Linked DNA regions of Homo sapiens: region 2 is linked to region 1. The links are chromatin loops, found by intact Hi-C in ENCODE. Cell type or tissue: heart right ventricle. All regions are shown on one strand. Links, peaks and the distances in the headings refer to the core of each region. The heading gives the core; the rest is flanking DNA. Region 1 holds the start of LOC101929333 (a long non-coding RNA gene). Region 2 overlaps LINC02255 (long intergenic non-protein coding RNA 2255).

Region 1 (5,373 bases), core at 317-5,316:
AAATGAAAACCATGGGCTGGGTGCGGTGGCTCACGCCTGTAATCCCAGCACTTTGGGAGGCCAAGGTGGGCAGATCACTTGAGGTCAGGAGTTCGAGACCAGCCTGGCCAACATGGTGAAATCCTGTCTCTACTAAAAATACAGAAGTTAGCCGGGTGTGGTGGCACGTGCCTGTATTCCCAGCTATTCAGGAGGCTGAGGTAGGAGAATTGCTTGATTCCAGGAGGCGGAGATTGCAGTGAGCTGAGATTGCACCGCTATACTCCAGCCTGGGTGACAGCCAGACTCTGTCTCCAAAAAAAAAAAAAAAAAAAAAAAAAGAAAGAAAAGAAAAAAAGAAAACCATGAATCCACCCCCAATACCTTCAATTCCAGTCTAATGCCACAGGGTTTATTCTAGTTTCCTCATTACTATATTTATTCTTTCATTTTAAATAGAAGCTTCACTCCCATTATTCTCAAAATATTTACTTATTTGATCAATCTCTTGTCCTGCCCCTCCATGAACCATTTCCTTACCTGGCTTGGACTCTGATATTCTCAGCTGGGCAGCTAGAGTCACCACCCCTACTTTCCTATGGAAACTCTCCTCATGCTTGGGCTCCAGCACCCCATTCTTACCACCACCAGTCCCCCTCTCCACACCACGGACTCCCTCTTCATTCAATCTGGGCTTTCATACTCTCAGCCCAGTTGTGAAATGGGACTTTTTACAACCAAAAGATTAAGAATGTACACTATAAATTGTGACTTTGATGAAATCAGTAATATTTCTTCATATAGGCCTGAGGACCAAATTAACTATATTCTGAACTTAGTTGGGGTTCTAAAAGGACCTGCTGGCCATGCATGGTGGGTCACACCTGTAGTCCCAGCACTTTGGAAGATTGAGGTGGGTGGATCACTTGAGCCCAGGAGTTCGAGACCAGCCTGGGACAACATAGCAAAACCCTGTCTCTATAGAAAATACAAAAAATTAGCCAGGCGTGGTGGCACATACCTGTCCCAACTACTTGGAAGCCTGAGGTAGGAAGATCGCTTGAGCCAGGGAGGTTGAGGCTGCAGTGAAGCGTGATTGTGCCACTGTACTCCAGGCCAGGTGACAGAGTAAGACCCTGCCTCAAAAATATAAATATAAATATAAATAAATGAATAAATAAAAGTACCTGCTATGTTTTAGTATTTAATCTACTTGGAACTTGTTTTTGTATGATATAAAATGGAGGTCCAATTATTTTCCTGACAGATATCATCATTTATTATATAATCCATCCATATCCCACTGAATTAAAATTGCACTGTTCACATTTTATGTTCTTAAAAACAGATATCTATTCCTGGATTCTCTTTTCTATTCCACTGGTTTATTTGTCTATGCCCAGGCCAATATTATATTGATGCTATTGTGGTATCTTTATAGTGTCTTCTGAGATCTAGTAAGCCAAGTGCACCCTTACTGTACTTCTTTCTACATTTATTGGCTATTTACAAGTACTTTATTCTTTCCAAATAAATCATCAGATAATTTAATCCAATTAAAAAGAAACCTGTTGGATACTGTGACAGTTGCATCGTTCAGCAGATTGAGTCACGAAGAGATGTATACCATCTGTCTGATGTATCTGGGGTGGTTGGGAAAAAAAAAACTGTTGGGATTATACTGGAATTTTTTTCTTTTTTTTTCTTTGCCCCAGCTGCTGGGATATAATAGGAATTTTATGAATTTTATATATATTTGTAGAGTTGTCCTTTTTGTGATAGTGTCTTAATATTCAAGAAAGAAACAATGAAGGTCATACAATGCCTGCTCATTATTCAGATCTTGATTCATTTATTTCCCCAACATATATATTTGAGCACCTACTATAGGCTAGACACTGTTCTAGATCCTGGGGATTCAACTGGGAACAAAACAAAGTTTCTGCTTTTTCAAAAAAGCAGAAAGTTTAGTAGTAGGAGATAGGTAATAAATATAAATACACACACACATATATATATGTAAATACATATGTAATACGTCAGATGGTATTAAATACTATGGCAAAAAATGAATCCAGCTAAAGGGGATATAGTGTGCTGGGAGGAGGGCTGTTTTTTAATTTAGTGCAAAAGATGATGTGGTGATATTTGACACATATATGAAGGACATGAAGGAGTCATCTGTGCATTCCAGGTGGGGGAGACAGCAAATGCAGAGGTGGGAGTGTGCTTGGTGGGTTATGCTGGCAGAGGAAGAGCAGGCAGCCCGGTGTGGCTACAGCAGGGTGAGCAGCCGGAAGAGGGGCAGGAAGTGGAGACAGAAAGGTTGCTGGGAGGCGCCATACCGAGTACAGCCATGGAGACCACTGTGAGTACTGTGGCTAAATAACTCAGGGAGAAGGGAAATTACCCTGAATTTTGAGCAGAGGAGTGACATGATCTGATGATCTTAACAAATCATTCTGGTGGACAGGAGTGGAAGCAGGGAGACCAGTTAGGACTCTGGCTTTGTCTTGCCTGAGATGGGGGTGGCTGGGAGGAGGGTGGGGGTGTGGGGGGTGAGAGATGGGGGATTCTGATTTGGCTGGCTTGCGTGCCATTGCAGGCCACCAGAGGGCACTACACATACGTCCTTGGTGAGGCTAAGCTGTGACAGCCAGTCCTTCCCTCACCCTCCCCAAATGACAGGTTGTGATACCTCCTTATGCAATAACCACCCTACCTGCTTTGCTACTAGAATTTAGATTCTGGTCCAGACTATGACATGCCCATACTCAAAAGATGAACCGTGGTAGTACAAGCACCATCTGAGTCTCCACGATTGCAGTCATCTAATGTCACAGTCTTCCTTTGTTTCCAGGACCCTCCTATCTCTCCATCAACCTCCCCTGTACACTTACCTGCATCAACCAGTGCATGAATGTAGCTGGGAAAACAGGTTTGCTGAATGTGACTGGGAGTTCCTTTCTTTGCCATTATTTCTTATGGGAACACTGCCTTTTAAAACCTATAGTGCTGAATGAAAAGGGTGTTTTTAGACCAGGCGCAGTGGCTCATGCCTGCAATCCCAGCACTTTGGGAGGCTGAGGCTGGTGGATCATTTGAGCCCAGGAATTCGAGACAAGTCTAAGAAACATAGCAAGAGGCTGTCTCTACAAAAATTAGCCAGGCGTGGTGGTGTGCATCTGTAGTCCTAGCTACTCAGGAAGCTGAAATGGGAGGATCACTTGAGCCCAGGAGGTTGGGGTTGCAGTGAGCCAAGATTGTACCACTGCACTCCGGCCTAAGTAACAGAGCGAGACCCTGTCTCTACAAAAGTACAAAAATTATCCAGGCATGATGGCAGGTGCCTGTAATCCCAAATACTCTGGAGGCTGAGGTGGGAGAATTGCTTGAACCTGGGAGGTGGAGGTTGCAGTGAGCCAAGATCACACCCTTGCACTCCAGCCTGGGCGACAGGGTGAGACTCTATCTCAAAAAAAAAGAAAAAAAAGATACCCACATGTGGTTAGTGTGTGCTGTATTGGACAGGGCAGGTTTACAGTGTGTGGAAGAATGTCTTATCATCTCCCTAATATTCATGCTTCTCTTTCTTTCATCATAGAACTCCTCCTCCAAGTTTAGCAATGCACATGAATATCCAGCTTGAGACACCATTTACCAACCTCTCTCAGTTAGGAGTGGCCATATGTGTTTGTTTTCTATTGCAGTGTGACAAATGACCACAGACTTAGCAGCTTAAAACAACACCCACTTATTATCTCAGAGTTCTGTAGGTCAGAAGTCTGGGCTTGGCTGGGTTCTCTGCTCAGGGTCCCAAAAGGCTGATACCAAGGTGTCCATGGGCTGGGCTCTGGAAAAGAATCTACTTCTAGACTCATTCAGGTTGGCAGAATCCAGTTCCTTGTGGCTGTAGATCTGAGATCCTGATTCCTACCTGGCTGTGAGCAGCGGGGGCTGCTCTGTGTTCCCAGAGGCTGCCGGGATACTTCCTGTGGTCCCTACACCTTTTCTTTTCTTTCTTTTTTTTTTCTTTTTTTGAGACAGAGTCTTGCTCTGCCACCCAGGCTGGAGTGCAGTGATGCTATCTTGGCTCACTGCAACCTCTGCCTCCTGGGTTCAAGAGATTCTCCTGTCTCAGCCTCCCAAGTAGCTGGGATTACAGGTGTGCACCACCACGCCTGGCTAATTTTTGTATTTTTAGTAGAGATGGGGTTTCACCATGTTGGCCAGGATGGTCTCGAACTCCTGACCTCAAGTGATCTGCCCTCCTTGACCTTCCAAAGTGTTGAGATTACAGGTGTGAGCCACTGCACCTGGCCAGTCCCCTACATCTTCAAGGCAGCCTTGGTGCAGTGCCTTTCTTATGCTTGGAATCTCTCTCTGATGGTTAATTTTAGGTGTCAACTTAACTGGATTAAGGAAAACGTAGAAACCTACTAAAGCATTCTTTTGAGTGTCTCTGTGAAGGTGTTTCCAGAGGAGATTAGTGTGTGAGTCTCAGTGGACTAGGTGGGAAAGATCTGCCTGCAATGTGGGTGGGCACCATTCAATCTGCTGGGGGCTTGGAGAGAAGAAAAACCAGGGCAAAAATGAATGTGCTGATCTACCTGCTGGAGCTGGGATACACTCTTCCTCTCCCGTCCTTGGACAATAACTCCAGACTTCTCGGCCTTTGGATTCCAGGACTTACATCAGTGGCTCCCCTCCCTGAGTTCTCAGGCCTCTGGGCTCGGCCTGAGAGTTACACCCTTGGCCTCCCTGGTTCTGAGGCCTTCAGACTTGGATTGAGCCATGCTACCAGCATCCCAGGGTCTCCAGCTTGCATATGGCTCATTGTGGGACTTTTTGCCTACCATAATCACATGAGCCAATTCCTCTAATAAATCCCCTCTCAGCCAGGTGCACTGGCTCACATTTTTTTGTTTCCCAGTGCATGTAAAAGTTATGTTTACACTATACTGTAATCTATTACATGTGCAATAGCATTCATTATGCCTAAAAAAAACATAGTACACACCTTAATTAAAAAATACTTTCTGGCTGGGTGTGGTGGCTCATGCCTGTAATCTCAGCACTTTGGGAGGTGGACACAGGAGAATCAGTTGAGCTCAGGAGTTCAAGAACAGCCTGGGCATCCTAGTGAGACTCCATCTCTTTTTTAAAAAATACCCCCTTTATCTATCTATCTATCTATCTATCTATCTATCTATCTAATCTATCTATCTATTCATCCATCCTTTCTATTGGTTCTGCCTCTCTGGAGAACCCTGATTAATACACTCTCTGTCTTCCCCTTCTGCCCAGCAGCCAGAAAAACTGATTTTCAAGGGCTTGTGATTAGATTACACCCACCTGGATAATCCTTTTGCTTTATAACAGAACATAATCTCA
Region 2 (5,373 bases), core at 199-5,198, 110 kb after region 1:
ATAGCATGGGGAGAACCCTATGCTAGAGTTGGCGCCCTGGATTCTTGGTGCGGCTCTGTGACAGCTATGCTGTGTGACCTTGGGCTGGGTCCTAACCATTTCTGGTCGTCTGATTTCTAGGTGGAGGCTGGATAGTCCCTGAGGGCCATAGGCCCTGAGATTGGAACAGCAGCTGGATGCAAAATCATCAAGGAGGATGTGGACTGGATGTGGGCTCTGGAGGACTGGCTTCCTCTGAGTCACGGGTCAGAGCAATTGGTGCCACTGAGGCTGCCCCTGTAACCTGTTGGAGGGGTATTGAGTCTTGTGTCTTGCCTTGATCTTGAGGCCCCAGGGGCAGGTTGCCTGGTCCCCACCACAGAGCCCAACCATTAGGAGGCTCCAAGGACTGCAGATGAAAAGGGTCACAGAGAGGAGCTAGAGCCAGATGGGGTGGGGTGGGGGAAACCGTGGGACATCCAGCTGGCTGGGGAACCCACTCATTCACAGCACGTTTACTGAGGGCCTTCTATGTGCCTAGCACTGACTCTGCCACATGCTGCAGAGACAATGGAGGGTGAACTAGACCAGGCCCTGGTCCCTGCCCTCCTGGAGCTTCAGCTGTAGTACAGGAGGCAGGCACTCATCACTAACCACACAACTAAACTCTACAAAGGGCTCAGAGAGGGGTGCATGGTGCCAGGAGCACATGTAATGGGGGATTTGACTTAGGTGAGAGGTCAGAGAAAGCTCACTGGAGGAGGTGACATGGGTTGAAACCTGAAGGATGAGTAGGTACCTGCTAGGCAAAGCAGGGGTGGTAGGGGAATGCTAGGCAGAAGGAAGAGCAGAAACACTGGCCAGGTGGTGAGCAGGGGGTGCAGAGGGGCTAAGGGGAAGCCAGAGTGGCTGCAGTGGACACCGGGACCCAGGAGTCCTGCCTTTACCATCAGCTTGGTGAAAAAGCCCCTGAAGAGGAGATTTTTGATCTGAAGCAGCTGCTATGTGGGCCTGATGGTGGTTGAACCAGAGTGCGGGGGTTTAGATGGCCACGGGCCAGACTCAGACGTCAGCATGAGGCAACGGAAGGGATCAAGGTGGTTGTGTCTAGAGACACTGATTCATAGAAACTCTGGCCTGGAAGTGCACATGTCTGAGGACACAGGTTACCTGGTGGGTGTTTCTTCCTCCTTCCTGCACTCTCCTGTCTGGTTTCAGTTCTTCTGTCAGCCCCGTGAGTCACCGGCTCCTCCAGGTGGTGCAGGCCCGGGACCTGCCAGGATGCTGTCCCCACCCCCTGAATGTGCCCCCATCTCCATTTTCCTTGCCCCTCTGTCCCTGGGTGCCTGCTGTGACTCCCCAAGCCCCTGCCCACCCTGTCTGCTCTCTGTGTGGTGGAACCATCAGCCTGGGAGAACTGAAGAGTTAATTGTAGGACAACTGGCCCTGACAGGGGCTTTCCAGTAGACAGTGTGTGAACTTTGGTGTATGGTGGCATTGATGGGAAACCAAGGGGAGTGGTGCTGAAAGGGGCCCCTTGGAGACCATCTGTCCATGCTGCACAGGGCACAGTGGGCTTGGGGCTGAGGACCACCACGAAGCCTAGTAGCAGGGGATGGGAACCCCTAGCCCCCTGGTATTTTAAATCTTGGGAGAGGCAGGTGCGTGGGGCCTTTCTGACCTGGGGCCTCAAGATCCCCTGCCTCCTAGATCTTGTATTGCCAGCTGCTGTGGGGCTTTTGCCCCGAGAAGCTGGACTCCTGGGATTTTGAAGGGAGGCCTTGGGGGCACTCATTATAGCAGGGGTTCCCGCTGGGACCAGATCCAGAAGTTTGGTTAGGAATACAAGCCCTCGCCATTGGGAAGGGTCCCAGGGCTGATGGGGGTGACACGGAGCCCCCTGCACCCTGGCCATCTCTCCTGGGGGCCAGAGTGGCTCATCTTCTTGACCCCTGCGGCCCTGCTCACTCCCCCATGCCCCTGCTCTTCTTTAGCCATCCTGGAGAAAATTCTCTCTTGTCGCACCTAAGAGGGTCCTGAAACAGCAATAAGGACATCTAGCCCCTGTCTTCACATAGCACTGCAGTTGGCCACCCTTTCCCCACCTTCTCCTAGAGCATTATTTTGGGAAAGGGACACTCCCGGAATTGAGGTTGGATACTCAGTATAGAGGCCTCTAGAAGTTTCTCCTTAGGTCTAGCCTCCTTTGCAGGACAACTTTCTGTGGAAACCTGTGGCCTGGGAGACAGTCTCTTCTCCAGCCCCTTCCCCTCTCGAGAGAGCAGACTTTGGATGGAGCTGGGTGCATTTCTAGAATGTTCTCTCAACTGGTGGAGGTGCAAGGAGAAAGGAAGGGCTTGTTTCCTCCCTCGCTCAGGTTAGAAGGAGCTGGCATCAGAATGGGGCCGGGGAGTCCCATGCTCAGCTCTGTGTGCTGTTCTTCCCACCCCAGAAACCCTGCCTCCCACCTATGCCTTCTGTGTCCCCAGCCCTGGTTCTGCCCTGGGACCTTGGGATGGGCCTGAGGGCAGTGGCTGGGAGTCTGGGAGCTGTCACTCCTGGGGCAGTACCGCCCCCTGCTGGCCACCCAGAGAGGCCCGGAGGCTAGAAGTTTCATTCAGTGCCTGCTGGTCAGCCCAGTGCCAGCTGATTGGCCCCGTGGGGCTGGTTCCTGGGTTCTCCAGGAACAGCCTGGGTGCGCTCTGGCACAGATTCTGGCTTGGTCTCTGGCAGGCTGAGTGGTTTTAGACGAATTTCTCTTCCTGACTGGGTGGGCCTCAATTTCCTGATCTGTACAAAGAGTAGGGTGACTCAAGGAGGTTCCTCCCAGGTTTCAGATTTGGAGCCTGCTCCTAGCCTGCCTCTTCATTCCCGTTCCTGCTCTCCCTGCCCTCAAGGCCTCCCAGCCCCTTCTGGCCTCGCTCTCTACTTGGCAGGTCCCAGTGCCAGCAGCCCCCACCTGCCCTCCACTTCCCTGGGCCCCCCTCCCGCCGCCACAGGCTGCCTCCCCTCCCACTTGGCCCCTCACTCAGTGCTGGGCCTGGCTGGCTGAGGTGGGTGGAGGAGCACCCCCAATCCTCCTCCCACTCAGGCATGAACCGTTGTGACTGGGCTCCTAGCGAGTAGGTAAGACATCATACATTATCCAGTTTGCCAACTGTAAAATGGGATAATAACACCCAACTCCCAGAGTTGTTATGAGGATTAAACAAAATAATGACACATTTGTGAAAGAGCTTTGTAGGTAGGTGGAGAGTCTGTGTCAGAGGAGGGGTCAAGAGTAACTTGGGCAGGCTGCCTGGATGGTCCCTGAGGCCAACAGCGGAAGGCTGGACGACCTAGACAAGCCCTCGCTGGACACCACCCACCCTCCTGGGGTTGGAAGTCAGGTCAGACCCCTGGGAGTCCAGTCCTGATCTCCTGTGGTGAGAGAGGCCTGGAGTCTGGCAAGAGAACTCTGCCGGGCATAGCTCCATGACTTACCAGTCCCAGCAGAGACATGGGAGCGGTGGGGGAGCCAGAGACAGACCTCTCAGCACCCCTGGGACAGGAGGGGCTCTCAGTCTCTGCAGGAAAGAAAGCAAGACATTCCATAGGCACCATAGGCACCAAGACATTCCAAAGGCACAACATTGATCAGAGACTTAAGACTATCCTGAAGGCTCTCCACTCATCTCAGGAGAAATTTCCCAGGCCTTAGTTGAGCATTGAAGGTCTTAAGGACTTAAGGACCTGGCTCCTGTGCCCCTTTCTGCTTTGTTTTACCCCTCCCTTCTGTCCTCTATCGGCCACTCTGAATTCCTTGGCAACCAGACTATTCACAGGCAACTCTAGGAGAGAGATACTATTAAGACAACGATGCACAGAGAGGTTGAGCAGCTTGCTTAAGGCCACACAGTCAGTGAGTGGAGGAGCAGGGGATGGAATGCACTGGAGCCCTGCCCCTAACCTCCACGCTATGCTGCTCTCAGGACACATGGGAGGGGGCGGGTTTAGGCGGGGAGAGCAGGGAGGGGCCTTTTCAGAATTTAGGGGACAGAGGATGGTGGCCTGATGGGCAGGGCTCGGGGTCTGGGAAGAGAGGGGTGGGGTTTGGAGACACTTGGAAGAAGGAGCAGGGGGAGCAGCAGTTTGACGCTTTGAAGACTGGATGAAAGGGGCCTGGGGTGAGGGGCAGGGGCAGAGGAAGCTGGTGGGGTTGGATTTGGGTGTGGCATGGGTGTGGGCCTGGGGGCCACCCAGATGGTCGAGTTGTGGGAGGTGGGATGCTGGGGCTCAGGAGTGGAGCCCCTTGGGATTGCCAGCTCTGTGCCTAGGACTGAGTGTGGGCACCTGGCGGGAGGTGGTATGTACAGTGAGAAGTCCCAGGGAGCCTCCACATCAGGGCTGTCTCAGAAACTGGTGGGGCTAAGGAACCAGGCGAGGTTTAGGGGAGCTGGACACCTGTCCAGGAGAGGACCAGTAGGGGGGACAGTATCCATTGGCACACCCAGGGCAGAGGGAGTAGTAGCCCCAGAGACTTGAGATGGGACCTGTGGGTAGAAAAAAAAGAGGAGGTGGGGCGTGATGACTCATGCCTGTAATCTCAGCACTTTGGGAGGCCGAGGTGGGTGGATCATGAAGTCAGGAGTTCAAGACCAGCCTGGCCAACATGGTGAAACCCTGTCTCTACTAAAAAAATAGGCTGGCTGTGGTGGCTCGTGCCTGTAATCCCAGCACTTTGGGAGGCCGAGGTGGGTGGATCATGAGGTCAGGAGTACAAGACCAGCCTGGCCAACATGGTGAAACCCCGTCTCTACTAAAAATATAGGCTGGGCGTGGTGGCTAGTGCCTGTAATCCCAGCACTTTGGGAGGCCGAGGTAGGTGGATCACTTGAAGTCAGGAGTTTGACACCAGCCTGGGCAACAGGGTGAAACCCCATCTCTACTAAAAAATACAAAATTTAGTTGGTCGTGGTGGTGGGCACCTGTAATCCCAGCTACTGGTGAGGTGAGGCAGGAGAATTGCTTGAACCTGGGAGGCGGAGGTTGCAGTGAGCCAAGATTGTGCCATTGCACTCCAACCTGGGCAAAGAAGCGAGACTCCGTCTCAAAAAAAAAAAAAAAAAAATATTAGCCGGATGTGGTGGCGGGCACCTGTAATCCCAGCTACTTGGCAGGCTGAGGCAGAGAATCGCTTGAACCTGGGAGGCGGAGGTTACAGTGAGCCGAGATCGCACCACTGCACTCCAGCCTGGGCGACAGAGCAAGACTCCATCTCAAAAAAAAGAAAAAGAAAAAGAAAACGGAAAAAAATTGCACAGAGGAGGCTGGATGTGGTAGGTCATGCCTGTAATCCCAGAACTTTGGGAAGCTGAGGCGGGTGGATCACCTGAGGTCAGGAGTTCGAGACCA

The links. Peaks named below come from ENCODE experiments on the same cell type or tissue, not always from the same donor. Only the 100,000 strongest peaks of a DNase experiment are listed, where the experiment ranks them.
Region 2: a loop joins it to region 1, with 9 times the contacts of the local background. A loop is called at or near these places in 75 of 110 quality-filtered maps.

Annotation. Positions count from the first base shown.
Region 1 is chr15:74,487,210-74,492,582 of GRCh38, reverse strand. It overlaps LOC101929333 (a long non-coding RNA gene), which reads left to right and starts at 2,299. Exons shown (of 2, transcript NR_198993.1): 1 at 2,299-2,347. It overlaps LOC124900366 (small nucleolar RNA SNORD77), which reads left to right and starts at 1,555; the gene lies at 1,555-1,624. In heart right ventricle, for the core only: CTCF peaks have their summits at 2,394 and 2,598 (motif pointing right); a DNase peak (open chromatin) is centred at 2,592.
Region 2 is chr15:74,379,741-74,385,113 of GRCh38, reverse strand. LINC02255 (long intergenic non-protein coding RNA 2255) reads right to left here. Exons shown (of 4, transcript NR_146881.1): 2 at 3,463-3,545. Among named protein-coding and RNA genes, the nearest start is that of LINC02255, 3.3 kb to the right of the region's middle. RefSeq lists enhancers at 1-810, 736-995, 1,086-1,385, 1,629-2,129, 2,117-2,196 and 2 more. In heart right ventricle, for the core only: a CTCF peak has its summit at 2,556 (motif pointing left); a DNase peak (open chromatin) is centred at 2,553.